Linked DNA regions of Homo sapiens: region 2 is linked to region 1. Evidence: chromatin contacts called from ENCODE Hi-C data. All regions are on one chromosome and are shown on one strand. The core of a region is the stretch at or near the end of the contact, and the rest is flanking DNA. Distances in the headings are between cores, read along the strand shown. Region 1 holds the start of SLMAP (sarcolemma associated protein). Region 2 overlaps LOC105377104 (a long non-coding RNA gene).

Region 1 (3,764 bases), core at 895-3,394:
AAAACTCTGAAAATATATAAAGTTACAGTTGTTCATGCTTAATTAAATTAGCTTTGATTATTGCAAATTACTCCTCCAAGGGCAAGTATGTATCAAACCTTTCAAAAATCTTAGGTTTATATCAGCAATTATCCTTACTAGAAAGGTCCTGATCTGAACTCACCTAAAGCTATGTGTTAACTACATTTCACCACTAAGACACTTGAGCCCCGGGATAATAATGGCCACGGATTCCCCGAATTGCTTCGAGAACTGCTGCTTGCTTAATAAAGCGCTGAACTGTGAATTCACCTTTCTAAACAGACTAAAAGCAAGACGCCAAGTTTCACTATCTAGTTTGGGATTTCACTGGGAATGACCACGTTATCAAGATGCCATAGCCCTCCTGAGGCTTTTAATTACAATACCTTCTCTGTTTTCCATTCAACCACCTCAATCAAATTTCCACTAGAACCAGGCACACAAACAGTTGATTCGTGGCTTTGCGCAAAGCCTCCTCTGGATGCAAACCCTGGGATCCTGCATACATTAGTCCTCTCAGGGAGGGCAAAAGGGGAAAAAAAGTTTGTTAAACAATGCCGCTGGACAATGTGGTGACATTACCTTGCCCGTCTTGTGATCAAACCAGACGAGAGCGTGGTTCCTTGATAGCACTTTGCAATCAAAAGTGGCATTATTCTGCGCTGGTCGACAGCGGGCCACTGAGCGGCCGATTTTGATGGGCTCGTCCAGGTAGACATGACGCTCCTGAAACGGGTGCGAGTTCGGGCGGCAAGTGAAGATGGCCAAGGCTGACGGCATCGAGGATAGACTGGGGGTGTCTCTCCTACCAGGGACAAAGAGGAGTTCCTCCGGATCCGGACTGCCCTTCACAAGCCTATGCCCCTATCCCACCCAAAATTTTAAATTAACACAAACTGCACATTGTCTAAGCATAACCAGTGAACATCAACTCTTCACTTGGGTGGGAAGACAAGCCAGCGCAAGCCCCATCACCTCCTTTAAAACGCTGCAACGCCGTGATCACAAAAAGTCCCCAACTGGCAGCTTTCAGTCCATCTTCTTCTCTGGGAAGAAAAGGCTCAAACATCGGGCAGCTTCGGCCAAGAAAACTCCTGGAACACAGTTTGGGGACTGGAGGTATCCAAGCAGATGAGTCACACGCCAATTCTTGTGTTTGGTTTGAGATCGCGGCCGCTTTTCCCCCTTGGTGGCGGAAACGTTGCAGCACTGCAGCATGAATGAAGGGTCGGTTCGGCGCGGCCAGGAAAGTCCTTTTGGGCCGAAGGAAGGTGTGGCTGGGCACCTCTGGGCAGCCACCGCCAGTCCTCGCCCGGAGTGAAGGGGCGAGAGGTGACGGAGACGGAGGGGCTCTAGACGGCCGGCGGGACAGTCTGCATCGCCCCTGCTGAGCGGAGGCCGCCCCGGGAAGGGGGACGCGGTCCCCGGCCTGGCACGATCCGAGACGGCGGTGGCTGAGGTTCTCCGCGCGAGGCGTGGAGGCCGGCGGGGCGCGGGCAGTGGCCAAGTCGGGACTCCTGGGCACCTGGCGAGCGTCCCCGCGACCAGGGCGGGGACCCGGCTCCGCAGGCCGGTGCGGACCGAGCGAGGCGCGACACCGGGAGGCTCGAGTTCCCAGGCGGCAGGAAGTTGGTCCCCGGACGCCTAGGCTTCTGGGCCGCCGCTCAGCACATGGGCCGCCTCCCCTCAGGGTCGCCCCCGCGAGGGTCGCATCTCAGGGACGGCAGCCGCAGCTCCCGGCGGACGAGAAGGTGGGGGAGGGAGACTGGCCCGGAGGTTGGGGAGAGGCCTTGAGGCCCCGGGCTGGATCCGCCGCAGCCTCCACCGATCGCGGCCGATGGGGCAAGCTCAAGCTGCGCCCGACGAGGCAGGAAACTTTCCGACCTGGTGGGGAAAACATCAAAACAAACGGCCGTCAGGCGCCTCAGCCCGCCCGCCTCAGCCGTCGCCCCCTCCAGCCAGACCCCCGCCAGCCCACACCGCTAGGCACGACCTCCGCCGACCTCTCCGCAAGCAGGCTACGAGGATTTGGAGCCAGGACGCCACGACGGGTCCTACCTCCCTAGCCGCCACCACCGCCTCAGCTTACCTTGCCAGCGCCGGCCGCCATAGTGACTCTGACTGAAACCTACCCGGTGCACCGCCACGGGAACGCGCACCCTTCAAGGGCCCTCCTACCCCCTCTCCCGCGCCGTAGTCCAGGAATGTCACGTGAACGACGCCACGGAAGCCGTGTTGGTAGAGGGCAGAAAAAAGGGCAAGGTAATTTTTAACGGGCCTCCAGGCGCCATCTTAGTTAAGGGCTGGAAGCTTCAAACCTCGGGACAACCTTAACGACCATTTTGGTTAAGGGCAAGAACAATTTGCGCCGTAGAAGGTTTTTCAAACAAACAGTGCCACCTTCTTATTTTATCTACTTAGCAAGGGGGTGCCAACTTTTACTAAATTTTATTCTGTTTAATTCTCGATGAAAATACTAGCGAGCAAAAGAACAGACCCAGCCAAAGGAGATGGTCATTAGCAGCCATCTTAGCTGTGGGCAACACAGTCACCCGCAGCTACCTTAAGTGTGAGCCGCCAAACTCCCTGAAGTCTTAGGATTTGTGCACCTAACAGAAGGACCATTCTCCCCTCTGCTAAATTCGTTATGTTTTCTTCCCGGAAAAAAAAAATCTTAGTTCCCGCATTCCATTTCGAATGACAGTCTTTCTCACTGAACCTATTATGTGCCCCCAGGGCTCCTGCGCGGATTCTTCCACAGAAGGAGCGTCCAGAAAGTTTAAAATCATGTTTCTTCCAAAGAGAGATTGAATAATTTCCAAAGTGAAAAAAGAGGGTATTTCCCCCACTTACAATATCAAGATGAGGAGTCATTGGTCTAAAGAAGGAAGACTTTGCAAGGGCTAAATGAAAACTTTAAGAAAAAATAGTGAGAAGGAGACTTACTCATTTAGAATCAAAGGTGACTTCATTCTTCAGATTCCTGCAATAACAGGCTCCACCACTGTGTGACCTTAAGCAAGTTTCTAAACTTTTTCAAGCCTCTTTTTTCTCATGGATGACATGTTAATAATAGTTAATTCACTTGATGTGGTGAGACTTCAAAATGTTAATCCATGTTGTTCAATAAAGAGTAGCAATTAGGCCGGGCGCGGTGGCTCACGCCTGTAATCCCAGCACTTTGGGGGGGCCGAGGCAGGCGGATCACCTGAGGTCGGGAGTTTGAGACCAGCCTGACCAACATGGAGAAACCCCGTCTCTACTAAAAATACATAATTAGCCGGGCGTGGTGGCGCATGCCTGTAATCCCAGCTACTTGGGAGGCTGAGGCAGGAGAATCACTTGAACCCGGGAGGCGGAGGTTGCGGTGAGCCAAGATCGCGCCATTGCAGTCCAGCCTGGGCAACAAGAGTGAAACTGTCTCTCCAAAAAAAAAAAAAAAAAGAAAGAAAGAAAGAAAAAGTAGCAGTTATTCATCTCAATACTTATATAGACAGTTTGGCCGTGTCCTAGGTTTTTGCTGGGCCCTGGGGACACATAACTGAACCAAACTTCAATTCCTGCCTTCTGAGATCATAACGGTATTGTGGGTTAGAAATGAGGGTAGGGAGTGACAAACATGAAATTGATGTAATCAGGGCTAAGATAGAGGCAGGCACTAGCTGCCCAAGGGGTCAGGGATGGTCTGGGAGAAGTAACTGAACTGAATGAAGGAAGATAGGAAAACCACAATAAATATGGTA
Region 2 (3,764 bases), core at 511-3,010, 230 kb before region 1:
CCATGGCTGATCCCCCAGTCAAGGAGACTTGGGCCTCTCATTGGCCAGCCCCAGATCCCAGCCTCACTCCACCACGAGGGCTGTGGCCAGCCACCTAGCTGCTGACATGGGGAGGCCATAAATGACAGATTTACTGAGCCCTTGTAAATTACTCTGTGCCAGACATTGTTCCAAGAGCCAAAGATACATATAAACCTCACAAAATCCTGTTATCTCATCAGGCAGGTGAGGTGAGATCGAGTTACTTGGTCCAAATCACACAGCTGGGAGATAGCAAGGCTGGGCCTCAAACCCAAGCACTCAGGATGCCTGTTGCTTAGTGATGTTCTCTGCCAGGCATCAGCTCCACAAGGCTGGCTTCCTCATTGCTGTTGTCTGGAATCATGCTGCACCTGACCAGGCTGTGGGGACTGGCTCCGTGGTTGTGTTAATTTGCTGTGGCTACTTTAATAAAAAAAATTACCACAAATTTCATGACATAAAAGAACACAACTAGGCCAGGCGTGGTGGCTTCAACACCTATAATCCCATCACTTTGGGAGGCCAAGGCAGGTGGATCACTTGAGGCCAGGAGTTTGAGACCAGCCTGGCCAACATAGTGAAATACTAAAAAATAGAAAAATTAGCTGGGCATGGTGGTGTGCACCTGTAGTCCCAGCTACTCAGGAGGCTGAGGCACAAGAATCACTTGAACCCAGGAGGCGGAGGTTGCAGTAAGCTGAGATCACGCCACTGCACTCTAGCCTGGGTGACAGAGCAAGACTCTATCTTGACAAAAAAAAAAAAAAAAAAAAGGACACAACTGAGTCAGATGTGGAGGTGGCTTTACACCTGTAATCCCAGCACTTTAGGAGGCAAGGCAGAAGGATCCTTTGAGCTCAGGAGTTTGAGACCAGCCCTGGCACCATAGGGAGACCCCATCTATAAAAAAAAATTAGCCGGGTGTGGTGGTGTGCACCTGTGGTCCCAGCTATTCGAGAGGCTAAGGTGCGAGGATCACTTGAGCCTGGGAGGTAGTGGCTTCAGGGAGCCAAAATGGACCCACTCACTCCAGTCTGGGTGACAGAGCAAGACCCTGTCTCAAAACAAACAAACAAGAAAACACAACTGTATTCTCTTATCATTCTGGAGGCCAGAAGTCAGCAATCAGTTTCACTAGGCTAAAGTCAAGGCGTCAGCAGGGCTGGCTCCTTCTGGAGGCTCCAGGGGCTATCCTTGCCTTTACCTGCTTCCAAAAGCCACATACACCTCTTGGCTCATGGCCCTTGCTTCCATCTCCAAAGCCAGCAGGGTAGCATCTTCAAATCTCTTTCTCTCTGGTCTTCTGCTTTGTCATCCTATCTTCTTTTGTCTGAAAGACAGACAGGAGGAGGAGATCCTCTTACAGAGCCTGCTGTGATTACATGGGGCCCATCTGGATAATCCAGGATACTCTCCTCATCTCAAGGGCCCTAACTGAATCACATCTGTGAAGTCTCTTTTTTGCCATGTAAGGTCACATTTACAGGTTACAGGGATTAGGACTTGGATACCTTGAGGGGCCAATATTTTGCTTACCACAGTGGCAGAGTATGTGGGCTCTGAGCCTGGAGATGGCTCTTGAATCTGGGTAGCTCAGCCTCTAAATTGCTGTGTCACCAAGTGATTTAACCTCCCTGTGCCCCAGAGTGCAGAGATCAAGAGGTGTGGGAGCCCAGCATTTTGAGGAAATGAAAGCAATTCAGGCTGATGGAGGATGGGTGGAGTGGAAGAGGCCTTTGGCCTCAAGCCCATGCTCTGAGTCAGTTTCCACGTCTGTACAACGGAAATGATAACGGTCTCTTCTTCATAGTGCTGGCTGTCATAGGATTAAATGAGTTAAGACTTGTGAAATGCTGAGCACGATGCTTAGCACAGAGACGGTGCTCAATAAATGTTGGCAACTTGATATTGTCTTAGTTTGGGTTTCCTCAAAAGCAGACCCAAGTCCAGGATTCACATAGGAGTTATTCATTTGGGAAATGATTCCAAGAAGTGCTGGCAAGGGAGGTGGGAGGTGAGGCTGGAAAGACAGGAAGCCCACAAAAGGTGCATTCATGAGTGGGCTGCTCCTGCGAGCAGCTGGAGCTCCATCCTGCAGGGGAACCTAAGGGCCAGGTAGAGTGTACCCTCCAAGGCATCTGAAGGGCTGGGGCCTGCATTTACCAGTAGTCATTGGTTGAGGGCTTACTGAGGAGGGGCTGTTAACTCACCACCCTCCGGCCGACCATGTGTGCAAGCACAGCCAGCTCCTGTGATCAGAAAAAGTCACGGCTGCATGGCCAGATGTGGTGGCTCAGGCCTGTAATCCCAGCATTTTGGGAGGCCAAGATGGGTGGATCTCTTGAGGCCAGGAGTTTGAGACCAGCCTGGGCAACATGGTGAAACCCCCTCTCTACGAAAAATACAAAAATGAGCTGGGTGTGGTGGCGTGCTCCTGTAGTCCCAGCTACTTGGGGTGCTGAGGCAGGAGGATCGCTTGAGCCTTGGAGGTCGAGGATACAGTGAGCCATGTTCCTGCCACTGCATTCCAGCCTGGGTGACAAAGCAAGACCCTGTCTCGAGAAAGAAAGAAAAGAGAGAGAGAGAGCGAGAAAGAAAGAGAGGAGAGAAGAAAGAAAGAAGGAAGGAAGGAAGGAAAGAGAAAAAAATCAAAGAAAAGGAAAGGAAAGAAAAAAGAAAAGAAAAGAAAAAAGTCATGGCTGCTGGCGGCTAAGGTGAGTGGTGTAGGCTGAAGGGGCATGGTGGGGGGCATTGAGTGTGCTGCATACATCACACAGGACCATCCCCACCCAGGAGCCTTGATCGTTGGGACCAGGATCTGGTGACTATAAATAAAGGGACATGCGCAGAAGAGTCTGGCTCCTTCTGTCTTGGAAATGGGGCCTGAGCCTTCTGAACAGTTGGGAGAGGTTTTAAACCAGTTTCATTTCCTTTTTCCAAGATGTAGCTGTTGTCTAGGGCAGGCCGAAGTGGGGGTGTTAACAGATTTAACAGAGTCCCACTGGTCCTGGTGAGGTTTTCATGGCAGGTGGCTGGGAGGCCGGCTCTGTAGTCCAGCACCTCAGGGCCTGAGAGGAAAATGGTGTCTGTGGACAAATGCTGGGAACACCAGTCACATCTCTGCTTTGTCCAGGGAAGCAGAGGGGCCATGAAGGGCCATGGAGGGCAAGTGATGAAGGGCAGGAAGGAAGACGACCTTTTAAAAGAACACAGGCGGCTGGGCGCAGTAGCTCACGCCTATAATCCCAACACTTTGGGAGGTCGAGGCAGGCGGATCACGAGGTCAAGAGATTGCGACCATCTTGGCCAACATGGTGAAACCCCGTCTCTACTAAAAAAAAAAAAAAAAAAGTGGCCGGGCACGGTGGCTCACCCCTGTAATCCCAGCACTTTGGGAGGCCGAGATGAGCTGATCACGAGGTTAGGAGATCAAGACCATCCTGGCTAACACGGTGAAACCTCGTCTCTACTAAAAATACAAAAAAAAAAAAAATTAGCTGGGTGTAGCGGCGGGCACCTGTAGTCCCAGTTACTTGGGAGGCTGAGGCAGGAGAATGGTGTGAACCCGGGAGGCGGAGCTTGCAGTGAGCCGAGATCACACCACTGCACTCCAGCCTGGCAACAGAGTGAGACTCCATCTCAAAAAATAATAATAAATAAAAATAAATAAATAAATAAAAGAACACAGGCCAAGAGACTGTAGTCCTGGGTGGAGAGCAGGGCTGTTGTGGCTTTCTGAGATA

The links. A loop is a pair of places that touch in the nucleus more often than their neighbours do. Pooled maps may share reads with other maps.
Region 2: a loop to region 1 is called in a map with no recorded cell type, with 15 times the contacts of the local background. The contact joins the enhancer-like site here to the promoter of SLMAP in region 1. A Hi-C loop is called at or near these places in 1 of 168 maps with a recorded cell type or tissue (PC-9), 2 of 37 single-sample maps with no recorded cell type and 8 of 50 pooled maps.

The regions. Positions count from the first base shown.
Region 1 is chr3:57,754,689-57,758,452 of GRCh38, reverse strand. It overlaps SLMAP (sarcolemma associated protein), which reads right to left and starts at 2,144. Exons shown (of 25, transcript NM_001377540.1): 1 at 2,111-2,144; 2 at 604-1,905. The coding sequence starts at 801. RefSeq lists a silencer at 1,407-1,686 and enhancers at 1,234-2,135, 2,057-2,236, 2,267-2,546, 2,136-3,038.
Region 2 is chr3:57,981,932-57,985,695 of GRCh38, reverse strand. It overlaps LOC105377104 (a long non-coding RNA gene), which reads right to left. Exons shown (of 4, transcript XR_940874.3): 3 at 1,226-1,351; 4 at 1-441. Among named protein-coding and RNA genes, the nearest start is that of FLNB, 25 kb to the left of the region's middle. Within about 2 kb of position 1,760, at least 19 of the 41 ENCODE cell types and tissues checked have a DNase peak (open chromatin) inside an H3K27ac peak, as active enhancers do; they include PC-9, where a contact is called at or near this core.